2 separate regions of the Homo sapiens genome follow, and region 2 is linked to region 1. The links are chromatin contacts, found by Hi-C or POLR2A ChIA-PET in ENCODE. All regions are on one chromosome and are shown on one strand. The core of a region is the stretch at or near the end of the contact, and the rest is flanking DNA. Distances in the headings are between cores, read along the strand shown. Region 1 overlaps CHST12 (carbohydrate sulfotransferase 12). Region 2 overlaps IQCE (IQ motif containing E).

Region 1 (5,666 bases), core at 2,933-5,432:
GGTCTTCCTCATGGAGGATTTCGGGTCAGCGTGGGGGTCAGAGGTCATTTCCCATACCCCCTCAAAGGTACTTCTTGCTGTGGTCCCCACACTCTGACACCCTCTTCTGAAATGAACACTTTTTTGTTGTTGTTGTTGAGACAGAGTCTTGCTCTGTCGCCCAGGCTGGAGTGCAGTGGCACAATCTTAGCTCACTGCAACCTCCACCTCCCAGGTTCAAGCGATTTTCATGCCTCAGCTTCCCGAGTAGCTGGGATTACAGGCATGTGCCACCAAGCCCAGCTAATTTTTGTATTTTTAGTAGAGATGAGGTTTCACCATGTTGGCCAGGCTGGTCTCGAACTTCTGACCTCAAGTGATTCGCCCGCCTCGGCCTCCCAAAGTGCTGGGATTACAAGCATGAGCCACTGCGCCCGGCCACAAACACTTTTTTTTTTTTAAACAAGTGAAAACAAGTTTATTAACAAAGTTAAGAAATAAAGAATGGCTATTCCATAGGGAGAGCAGCCTGAATAAACACTTTTTTTGTTGTTGTTGAGGCAGAGCCTCACTCTGTCGCCCAGGCAGGAGTGCAGTGGTGCGACCTCAGCTCTCAGCTCCCTGCACCGTCCACCTCCTGGGTTCAAGCGCTTCTTCCCCAAGTAGCTGGGACTATAGGCACACACCACCATGCCCGGCTAATTTTTCTCTTTTTAGTAGAGACAGGATTTCGCCATGTGGGTCGGGCTGGTCTCGAACTCCTGGTCTCAAGTGATCCGCCCTCCTCGGCCTTCCAAAATGCTAGGATTACAGGCATGAGCCGCCGTGCCTGGCCACAAACATATTTTAAATTTGAACAATAAAGGAACTGGACCAGGAAGTGTGGAGTTGGGGAGACCCTGCTCTCGCCAGGTGCCTTCCCGGCAGGTTGTCTCTGCCTCCCCTTGCACCCCTTGAATGGCGGGCTCCCTCTCCCATAGCCCCTGCCAGGCTGGATAACCAACTTCATTCTTATACCCGTCCGAATCTGCCCCCTGTTAATGGCACCCACCAGTCCTTGTCCAAACCTCGAAGCTCAGGACCTCACAGAGCACCACGTCCTCTTCTGTGTCATATGCAGCTGGATCTCAGTAAATGGCAATGTCTTCTCTACCCGGGACTGAACAAAACCCATTCCTCCTATGAAAGCCGATAAGACCTGGGGGCAGAGCAGCCCGCCTTCTGTCCCCGCGGCTTTAGGGGACACCGGCCACCCACCCTCAGCTTCTTCCCCCACTTCTTGGAGAATGTCTGCGATGTGGGTGAAGACTGGCAGAGAAAAGCTGGTGTAACCTTCTGCAGGGGTTTCGAGCAATTCTGAATCTCAGCTGGTGAGGAGGCCAAAACCTGCTCTGCCTAGCAGACTGGTCATGTCTCCCTTTCCCTTCCCTTCCCTTTCCCTTCCCTTCCCTTTCCTTGTCCTTCCTTTTTCCTTCCCTTTTCCTTTCCTTTCTTTTTCTTTCAGAGTTTCGCTCTTGTTGCCCATGCTGGAGTGCAGTGGTGTGATCATAGCTCACTGCAGCCTTGAACTCCTAGGCTCATTTCTATTTATTTATTTATTTAGAGATGGAGTCTCGCTCTGTCGCCCAGGCTGGAGTGCAGTGGCACGATCTCTGCTCATTGCAGCCTCTGCCTCCCGATTCAAGTGATTCTCCTGTCTCAGCCTCCCGAGTAGCTGGGATTACAGGCGTCTGCCACCACGCCGGGCTAAATTTTTGTATTTTTAGTAGAGTCAGGGTTTCACCATGTTGGCCAGGCTGGTCTCGAACTCCTGACCTCAGGTGATCCACCCTTCTTGGCCTCCCAAAGTGCTGGAACTACAGGCATGAGCCACTGCACCCAGCCTTCTTTTTAAATATACATTTTTTGAGACAGGGCCTTGCTCTGTGGCCCAGGGCTGGGGTGCAGTGGCATGATCATGGCTCACTGTAGTCTCCACCTCCCAGGCTCAAGCCATCCTCCTACCTCAACCTCCTGAGTAGCTGAGACCACAGGTGCCTGCCACTATGCCTGGCTAAATTTATATTTTGTGGAGACAGGGTCTTGCTGTGTTGCCCAGGCTTGTCTCAAACTCCTGGGCTCAAGCAATCCCCCTGCCTTGACCTCCCAAAGTGCTGGGATTACAGGCCTGAGCTGCCGTGCCTGGCCTGGTCACATCTTGAATGGAATCGGGCTCCGTATTGTCCAGATACCTCCCATATTAAAAAAGAACTGGGGCCGGCAGCAGTCACACTTCCCAGCCCTTCCCTGAGCTTGGGTCTGGTGGGAGTGTGGAGACAGCAACAGGGTCCCTGTGTGTGCAGTCTGGCTGCAAGACTCAGGGGTGTGCGTGTGTGCACCTGTGTGTGCACCTGTGTGTGCACGGGTGCAAGGGCATCTGTGTGTCGTTTTCTTACAGGAAGGCGTGGGCCAATGACCAGCTGGAAGTGCAGGTTCATGTGTCCTCAGACAGTGGCTGGTGCCTCACGCTGGCTTCTGGCTGTGACCAGGGTAGCAGAGAGAGCAAAGAGGTCCTTTCCTCAGGTGGGTGGAGTGGGGCTTGAGCACAGTCCACATGCAGAGATGAGTGTGGACTCGGAAGACCCTGACCCCCTTGTATCAGTGTGTAGGGGAGGTCTCAAGGTCATTGCCCTACAGAAACCAGGCTGGGTGCGGTGGCTCACACCTGTCATCCCAGCACTTTGGGAGGCTGAGGCGGGTGGATCACCTGCGGTCAGGAGTTCGAGACCAGCCTGGCCAACAAGGTGAAACCCCGTCTCTACTAAAAATACAAAAATAAGCTGGGTGTGGTGGCACATGCCCGTAATCCCAGCTACTCAAGAGGCTGAGGCAGGAAAATCGCTTGAACCCGAGAGTTGGAGGTTGCCGTGAGCCGAGATTGCGCCATTGCACTCCAGCCTGGGCGACAGAGTGAGACGCCATCTGGAAAAAAAAAAAAAAGCGTAAAGAATTCCCTCCCTGGGGCCGAGGTGGCAGCTCTCCACACCTTCCCACAAGGGTGCCAGCTGAGGAGGGACAGTGGAAGGGGCCCCTGCAGGGCTGGGGGATGCCTCTGAGCGTTCCAGGCAGGCAGGCACAGGCAGGAGCTCCTGGAGCTGTAGCCTCCTCACCCAAGGCTTCCAGCTCCTTCCTGTGTGGGGTCTCAGACACGCGACCCACCCGGACGTCCGTGACAGTGTAGCTTCTTCATCTCCGGCATGACCCGAATTTCCTCGGGGCCCCCCACTCCCTGGGGAACAGGAAGAAAATACCCATTTCACCCTCACTGATATACACAGCACACAGGCACCTACGTACACACTTGCACACATCCAGTGTCTCAGCCCGTGGCTGCTTCCGCCCCACTGCCCGTCTTTGTAGCAGGACACAGGTGCACGCCTGGGGCCCAGGGCTCTCATCCAAGCTGGTATGTCCCACCGCCCCCCACCCTCTCCCAGGCACCCAGCATTTTGAGCCCAGAATCATGGGAAACTCCCGTCAGGTCCACACGGTGCTGAGCCCAAGCCTGCAGGGCTTGGGGGAGGTGGGCTGCTCTCAGCTTCCCCCAGCCTGGCCTGGCATCTCCTGGACCCCCGCAGGGGTGGCAGCTCAGCCCCTTGTGGGTTTTTTCTTTGGGGGGACAGACTCTCGCCCTGTCACCCAGGCTGAGGTGCAGTGGCACGATCTCGGCTCACTGCAACATCCACCTCCCGGGTTCAAGCGATTCTCCTGCCTCAGTCTCTTGAGTAGCTGGGATTACAGGCGCCTGCCACCATGCCCAGCTGTTTTGTATTTTTAGTAGAGATGGGGTTTCGCCATGTTGGCCAGGCTGGTATCGAACTCCTGATCTCAGGTGATCTGCCTGCCTCAGCCTCCCAAAGTGGTAGGATTGCAGGTGTGAGCCACTGCGCCTGGCCCTGTTCCAGGATCTTGGCTCTCTGTCCCGGGCAGGGTGCTTCCGGGCCTCTTTGATTCTGGCCACAATGCTGAGCCTGTCCCGCAGCCCTGGGAGTGGCCCCCAGACCTTCCACTGCCCCAGGAATGGCTGACGCAACTATTCCCCCCAACCAGTGAGACCTGTGCCTGCCCGAGGAAGGTGTGAGCCGGGCCATTTAGAGGAGCTCCCTCGGGTGGATCCACCTCTGAGTCCTGGGCCTGCAGCCTGGCACAGGGCTCCTGGAGGGGCTGCATGGAGCTGGGCAGGCCGGGCCCTGGGCATCTTCCACCAGGGGGCAGCCACGGCTCAGGAACGCGACCTGCGGCGCACCCTTGGCTAAACGCGGCTGCACGCAGGGCATGGGGTGGCCGGCCAAAGCGCATGTGAACCTGGTAATGCAATGTCCCCCGTGGGTCCGAAAGCCCTGAGGCCACCCGAGTGAGCATCCCTCCAGCCCTGAGGCCACCCTCCCGGGCCTCTGAGACACGGTCCCTGTGTGGGTGGCTGTACAGTCCCGGTTCTGGACAGGCCGTGGGGGGCACAGGAAGTGGCTGCTCAGCCCCCTGGGCGGCTGGACCAGGAGGGCACTGGGTGATCTGGGGGCACCGTGGCAGGGCTGGGCCTGGTCACCCAGGCTCTGACGCCCTCGTGATTCCTGTCTGCTGGGCCCCACAGCGCCCTCAGCACCATGCTGGCCATGCTGGCCAGAGCTGTCTTCCTCCCACCAAACACTGTCCGTGAGGGCGACCTGTTTCCAGTTTGAACCAAGTTCACACTGACTCCACCACTCACTTGCTGTTGGGTCACTGCTCTGGGCCCCTCTGGGGGACTCAAGGAGCTGAGTGGCTCCGACTCCCCAGGCCTGAAGCCCCAAGACGCGCTGCCAGGACCACGCTGGCTGAGGCCACTCTTTGAGCCCCTCCCCCACAGGTGGCCGAGCACACACAGTCCAGTGGGCTGAGGTGGCCCCAAGGGCAGGAACGTGGCATCTCTTCCCACCAGTCAGTGGCTCTGGGGGCACAAGGACTTGTCGGGGGAAGGAGGCAGCAACCGCAGGTCAGAAGCTGGAAGCAGCGGCCACTCAGCAAATGACACAGCTGAGCCGGAAAACCCAGTCCCAGGGCTGTGAAGAGCTGGGGCCGGCCTCACGGGGGCTCCCCAGTTTCCCCTGCCCGGCCCTGGGCCGGCCTCACGGGGGCTCCCCAGTTTCCCCTGCCCGGCCCTGCCCTGCCCTGCCCTGCCCTGCCCTGCCCTGCCCTGCCCTGCCCTCCCCTCCCCTCCCCTCCCCTCCCCTCCCCTCCCCTCCCCTCCCCTCTCCTCCCCTCCCCTTTCCTTCCTTTTTCTTTCCTTCTTTCTTTTCCTTCTTCTTTCCTTCCTTCCTCCCTCCCTTCCCTCCCTCCCTTCCCCCCTTCTTCCTTCCTTCCTTTCTCTCCCCCTCCCCACTCCCTCCCTCCCCTCCCCCATCCCCTCCCTCTCCCCTCCCCTCCTCGTCCCTTTGTCAGGGTCTTGCTCTGTTGCCCAGGCTGGAGTGTAGTGATGCAGTGAGCTGTGATCGCACCACTGCAGCCTAGAACCTCCCGGGCTCAAGGGATCCTCCTGCTGCAGCCTCCTGAGTAGCTAGGACTATAGGCATGCGCTACCAGGCCTGACTTTTTTTTTTTTTTTTTTTTTGTAGAAATGGGGTTTTACTGTGTTGTCCAGGCTGGTCTTAGGGTTGAATTCCTCCTGCCTC
Region 2 (6,121 bases), core at 2,966-5,465, 160 kb after region 1:
GCCCGCCGTTGCCCCGGGCACTCACACCCACTTTTCTCTCCCTGCTTCCTTCCCTGACAGGCGGCTGTGGTGCTTCAGGCAGCTTTCAGGGGACATCTCACGCGGACAAAGCTCTTAGCAAGCAAAGCACATGGCTCAGAGCCACCCAGCGTGCCAGGCCTCCCAGACCAGGTAATGTCGGGGTGCTGGACGTCCCAGTGGCCATCTGCAGAGCTGCTCGTCTCGCACTCCATCCATCGAGAAAGCGTAGGGCACCCCTCAGCCTCCACATCCCCGCCCGCCCAGCAGGCGTCCCCTGCGCTCCATCCCTGGCCACGCAGGCCATGCAGGCTTCTCTGCGCAGGCCCCTCTGCACAGGCCCCGGATGGATGTGGCGTTAGGGCCAGATTGCGTTAAGCTGCCGGAGAGTCAAGTAGCTCCATGAAGATGTAGCTAAAAACTACTAAAGACAGATGCAGGCCATTGCGGCCCCTCCTCTGTATTGAGGACCAGGTTTTTGTTTAAGAATCCCTATAGTAGGCCGGGCGCGGTGGCTCACACCTGTAATCCCAGCACTTTTGGAGGCCGAGGCAGGTGGATCACAAGGTCAGGAGATCGAGACCATCCTGGCTAACATGGTGAAACTCTGTCTCTACTAAAAACACAAAAAATTAGCCGGGCGTGGTGGCGGGCGCCCGCAGTCCCAGCTACTCAGGAGGCTGAGGCAGGAGAATGGGGTGAACCCGGAAGGCGGAGCTTACAGTGAGTCGAGATCACGCCACTGCACTCCAGCCTGGGCAACAGAGCGAGACTCCATCTCAAAAATAAATAAATAAGTAAATAAATAAATAAATAAATAAATAAATAGATAAATAAGAATCCCTACAGTTTAAAAATTCAGAACCTGCCACCAGGAGGCTGTTCACTGACCAGCAATTCCCGGGAGGCAGGGCCATCTGAAAAGGAAACTGAGCTCTTCCTGTCTCCCTGACGCCCAGGGTGCCCTGGGGGTTGAGTGCTGGGAGCCAGCAGGGGGCTGCCAAACAGTCGTCTTCCCTGCTGTCCTTGCACCCCAGAGCTCTCCTGTGCCCCGCGTTCCGAGCCCCATCGCCCAGGCCACGGGCAGCCCTGTGCAGGAGGAGGCCATCGTCATCATCCAGTCCGCTCTGCGGGCACACCTGGCCCGGGCCAGGCACAGGTGAGTCAGGGTCACGGGGACGTGGGACACAGACATGGCACGAGAGGCTGCCCACCGCACTGGGCCCGGAGCACTGGGTGCAGGGCATGTGGCGGAAACTGGAGCAGCGCCTGCCGCCTGCCAGCGGGACCTCGGTTTGGAGCCAGAGTAAAGGCTTCACATCCTGAGGACTCCCTGCTGCACCACGGACGTGGAGTGGGCTGGAAGGTGTGATCCTCGGGGGAGGCCTTTCCAGAGTCGCTTCTTCCCTACCGGGAGGAGATGAGAAGAGGAGCTTCACACACCGTGTAGCTCAGGTCACCATCAGTCTGTGGCCTGGCTTTTGGCTGTGCTGATAGGTCATCCCTGTGAAAGAAAACTGTGTTGTGACCTCCGTGTTGGACACGGCATATGACAGGCGACGCGTGCAGGGTCTAGATGGCAGCGTTCCCACAGGCCTCTTGGTGGGTTTGCTAGGACTCTCGGTTGCAGAAATCAAAACCCCTTGAAGTGAGCCTGGCCGGGGGGAGTTTACAGTAAGGGGAAGAGACGGCCCCGCTCCGTCACCCCCGTCTGCTTCACCCCGCATGGGGTTTGTTCCCCTCTTATCACAGACTGCTCTGGTTCTCAGCCTCTGTGGTGGAGCCGCGCGGCCACCCAGCACTTCCGAGTGGGCAGTTTCTCCCTCCAAGGCCGCATCTGCATCTCATGGTCCTGACCCCATGTGACCTGGGACACACTGTGGGCTCAGGAGTCAGGGACCCATCCCTGGGCGGCGAGCCCCAGCCAGGAGGTGGAGGGCCATGCAGCCTGCAAGCATGTCCCCGGGGAATGGCAGCTGGGCTGACCCAGACAGGAGACAGGGAACGGAGCCGTCTGAGGCCAGCTTATAAAACCATGCCGGCCTGACCTCAGCATGGTCCCCGAGGAGATGGACGGGGACGTGTCTGAGGCTCTTCACCGCCGGACGTTTCTGGACCCTGGGTGCATATTGGGTACAGCGCTGGTCGTGGGGCTCGGGACTGGCTCTGTGTTTGCTTTCATTGGAATACTTGCCTCCAAGCAAATTACTGAGGCTGCTGTAAACCTCAGAGAGGTTTGTACTCTCTAAAAGCAGAATCAGCTGGCGTTTTCTGTTTTTTTCCAGTGCTACCGGTAAAAGAACCACCACCGCAGCTTCTACCAGGAGGAGATCGGCTTCAGCCACACACGGGGACGCCTCCTCCCCACCCTTCCTCGCAGCTCTTCCTGGTAATTTCATTCATTTGGATTCTGGCACCAGGGCAGCTGGTCTGCTGAGGTCTCAGCCAAAGAGTGGCCACCTCCAGGAAGCCCGGGCTGTGTCGGGACGGAAGGGAGGAGTGTCCCATCTGGAGCTGCCTCTGAACTAAGCGTCGCCTTATGCCAGGAAGGCCCACAACAGGGCCCCGCCTTGGCCCAGCTTGTCCTTTGTGCCTGGAATTGCCGAGGTCCTTGCTGTCTTTATTTTTTGCTCTCAGCTCCAACAGGACCGAGGTGGCTTCCTCCTTCAGGCCAGCATTTCTCCTGTTTGTTTGTTGAGTAAAACCGTGTTATTGTTTCCTTTTCTACTTTGTTAAAGTCCAAAAACAGTCAGTGAAGAAGCCGCTGGCACTGCAGGATGCCACACCCTGGTGTGAGGCCTCATCCCTGCTCTGCCCGGAGCTGACGGGGATGCCCCAGCAGGCCCTGCCTTTCTCTGGCCGTCAGTCCCTTCATGTTTAAAGTAGAGAACGGGCTAGACAGCTGGAAAGCCACTCTCCACCCCAAATCTATGCTGCTCTGCGTGGACTTGAGATCCCGTGTCTTATCCTGCAATTAGAAACCCCCCATTGACACCTCCTGTAAAGGGAAGATGAGTGCGGAGGCACGCTGTTGAGACTCGGGACTGTCGGGAGATGGAGAAGGGCAGCCTTAAGACCCTGTTGAGGAGGGGAGTGTGGCGTGCGGGGCTGTTTCACGTGGGAAGTGTCAGGCGAAGGGCTTTGCTGTGCTGAGTCCTTAGGTCTCCAGGGTGGAGTCAGGGAAGGAGGAGAGAGAACAGCAAGGAAAACCACAAAGGAAGAGGCTCTTCTGAGCCCAAAGGGTGAGGGTGAGGAAGGCCAGGGGGTGAAGGAAGGGTGAGGCCTGCCCAGGACCCACATGCCTTAATTTGAATGTCCCTTCAGGACGGGCCCAGGGAGCCGGCAGCCCCCCAGTACCACTCCAGTAAGTGTGGGGGCCCGTGGCGGGCGGAGGCCTCGCTTTCCTGGGAGATCCCTCCTGTGCTGACGCGGAGTCACGGAGTTGGGAAGAGGCCGTTTTGAGGCCCGCATCAGACCTGGAGCCCGAGAGCCTTCCCTCCCCAGGGGGTCCCGCTAGGGGCTGTGTTTTAGAGAGTCTCCTGCACGAGCTAAGAACCGTATACCACGTTTGACCTGGAAATACCACGTATGAAATCACATTTTATTTTCATTTTTTAACCTAGTTTCGTCAGAGCTAGAAAACTTTGAACTTTGATATTCTCTCCAAAACTTCCATTTGTAAAGCTCAACACAAAGATGAGCAGCCTGGGGTTTCGGGGAGAATGTACAGACACGCAAAGCGGTCGGGCCGGCCTGTGACTCGTGGGCTCTGCAAAAGGCTTTCAGTTGTTCTCCGGGAGCCGATTCTACCGGCTTCGCCAGACCCTGCCTTTGGTGACCTTTAGAGGCTTTGATCAGGGCTAAAGCGTGCGTTGATGCTGCCCTTTTCTCTTGCTCAACGCAAGTGATTTTAAAGACGCAAGTTCATCCCCGTGACCCAGGGATTCAGCTTTATTGACCTAAGGAAATGTCTCTGTGAAAAGTATAAATCAAGCTTTTGTTTGAGCTGATTGGTTGTTTTTGAAGATAACCATGAAAGCTGTTTTTAATTTCATAAGGTTCCCCTTTAATATGAATTTTCTTGAAAGTTGCAGGAAAAAAAAGCTGACACAGTTACAGTATCTGCGGCATGGCCGAATTGCCATTTCCTTCCCTTTTTAAAATCTCACATGAGCAGTTCATTACTTTTTTACTTTCGTCTTTCAAGGCAGCGACACTCAGGCTCCCCGGCAAGGAGCTCTGGGGCTGCTGCTGTGGTAGGACCCGTCCCTTCTTCAGCTCTGGTACCCACCTCCATCCCGTCTGTAGGTGGCGTCCCATTCTAGAATGGATTAAAAGTTTGGAACGCTCTAGATGCTTAGGAAGGAGCATCCAAGGGGGAATGGCCGAGCAGCTTGCAAGCTCACAGCGATCCGTGCCTTGCCCCCTCCTGCCCTCTATACCAGTGGCCAGCGAGTTAACAGGGAAGTTGGCTTTTTTTTTTTTTTTTTTGAAGTGCAGTCTAGCTGTGTTGCCCAGGCTGGTCTGGAACTCCTGGGTTCAAGCCACCCTCCCACCTCGGCCTCCAGAGTCCTGGGGTTACAGGCATGAGCCACTGCACCCAGCAGAAACGCTCCTACACACGGGTAGCCACCCACCCAGGCCCCAGACTCCTGGACTGCTGCTGTGGGAATGGCTTTCAGGGAATGACTCCAGTGTGGACTCGAGGTTCCTCCATGCTGGCAAATGTCTGCTTTTGCAGGTGTTTTGACTGGGGGAAATGGTGAGAATACTCAGAGCTGAGTTTGAAGGTGAGGAGAGTGAGGCTTTCTGGCAGGTGTGTAAGTTGGTCCTGAGGCTGGAGAGTGAGGCTTTCTAGCAGGTGTGTAAGTTGGTCCTGAGGCTGGAGAGTGAGGCTTTCTGGCAGGTGTGTAAGTTGGTCCTGAGGCTGGAGAGTGAGGCTTTCTGGCAGGTGTGTAAGTTGGTCCTGAGGCTGGAGAGTGAGGCTTTCTGGCAGGTGTGTGAGTTGGTCCTGAGGGCGGAGAGTGAGGCTTTCTGGCAGGTGTGTGAGTTGCTCCTGAGGGCCTGTGTGCCCCATGGCTTACTGCTTCTCGGGGTGGCTGCCGTCTTGCCTGCCGGGGAAGAGCAGACAGTGTAAGGGTGTCCGTGGTGGCAGCCCCTGAGGTCAGCGTGGCTGACCCCTCTCCCTGTGGTTCATTTCTGCAGACCCCTCTCCCTCAGGGCCACAGGCCTTGGCACCTCTACCTGGGGATGACGTCAACTCCGATGATTCCGACGATATTGTCATTGCACCGTCTCTGCCCACGAAGAACTTTCCAGTTTAGGTCCCCGTCACTGTCTCCACGCCGTGATGGCAGCGCTGCCGAGGACATAGGAACCACGACTGGAAAGATAATTTATCGTGTTAGGAGAAGAACGATGATACCTACTTAACACCTCAGCATCTGCGTCGTGTCTCTTTGTGCTTTTGTTTGTGGAAGGAGACCCAAATGCCTTTACTTTATTCTCTGGGGAGGGCCAGCGGCTCGCATCCCCCTCATCTCCAGCTGCAGCTCGGATGGTGGATTTTCAGTGCCAACAGACACATCTGCCGTGAACTCGCAGATGCCAGGGAGCCCTGTAGTGACACGTTCTCTGACAGCACCTTGCCGCCTGCCCACGACCTTGACCGTGAGGAGCTGCTATCCGCAACCAGCGCCGACACCATGCCCCCTCTTCCTGGTGACACCCTCAACAACCAGGATTTGCTCGATCTCAGCCCAGCAGGCCAGGCAGACACACCCCGCTGTGCCTTAGGAAGGTGTGAGACCGGCTTCCCCCATCCCCACAGCAAAACACGGCCTGTCCCAAGCCAGTGAGGAGCTAAAGACACCCAGGTCCCCAAATGATCTTACTCCATGCCCCACCCGCTCACACCGTCCTTTCCCGTCACCCTTGCTATCCCCTGGAGCACTGCCCTCCAGAGCTGCCCTTCCCAGGAAGGAATTTGGTTGGATTCTGTCACTGTGGAGACCAAGATTTTTTAAAATTCCCAATTACAAAAGCAGCATCACACTTGCTTCTGAGAACAGCAGGGTGATGTCTGTTCCCAAGCTGGTGGCGG

What was found. Hi-C counts contacts between places; a loop is a spot of excess contacts on that map. ChIA-PET counts read pairs that join two places held with the same protein, here RNA polymerase II (POLR2A). Pooled maps may share reads with other maps.
Region 2: a pooled map shows a loop between it and region 1 (9-fold over the local background). The contact joins two enhancer-like sites. A Hi-C loop is called at or near these places in 8 of 50 pooled maps. POLR2A ChIA-PET finds 5 or more read pairs at or near these places in 4 of 52 experiments (AG04450, B cell, IMR-90 and 1 more).

The regions. Positions count from the first base shown.
Region 1 is chr7:2,447,354-2,453,019 of GRCh38, forward strand. It overlaps CHST12 (carbohydrate sulfotransferase 12), which reads left to right. Exons shown (of 2, transcript NM_018641.5): 2 at 1-1,131. Among named protein-coding and RNA genes, the nearest start is that of GRIFIN, 26 kb to the right of the region's middle. RefSeq lists silencers at 1,110-1,293, 5,121-5,200 and enhancers at 3,883-4,538, 4,539-5,192. Within about 2 kb of position 4,183, at least 7 of the 41 ENCODE cell types and tissues checked have a DNase peak (open chromatin) inside an H3K27ac peak, as active enhancers do.
Region 2 is chr7:2,604,821-2,610,941 of GRCh38, forward strand. It overlaps IQCE (IQ motif containing E), which reads left to right. Exons shown (of 22, transcript NM_152558.5): 19 at 61-171; 20 at 1,056-1,177; 21 at 2,304-2,407; 22 at 5,224-6,121. The coding sequence ends at 5,342. Among named protein-coding and RNA genes, the nearest start is that of TTYH3, 24 kb to the right of the region's middle. RefSeq lists enhancers at 5,253-5,826, 5,827-6,121. Within about 2 kb of position 4,216, at least 5 of the 41 ENCODE cell types and tissues checked have a DNase peak (open chromatin) inside an H3K27ac peak, as active enhancers do.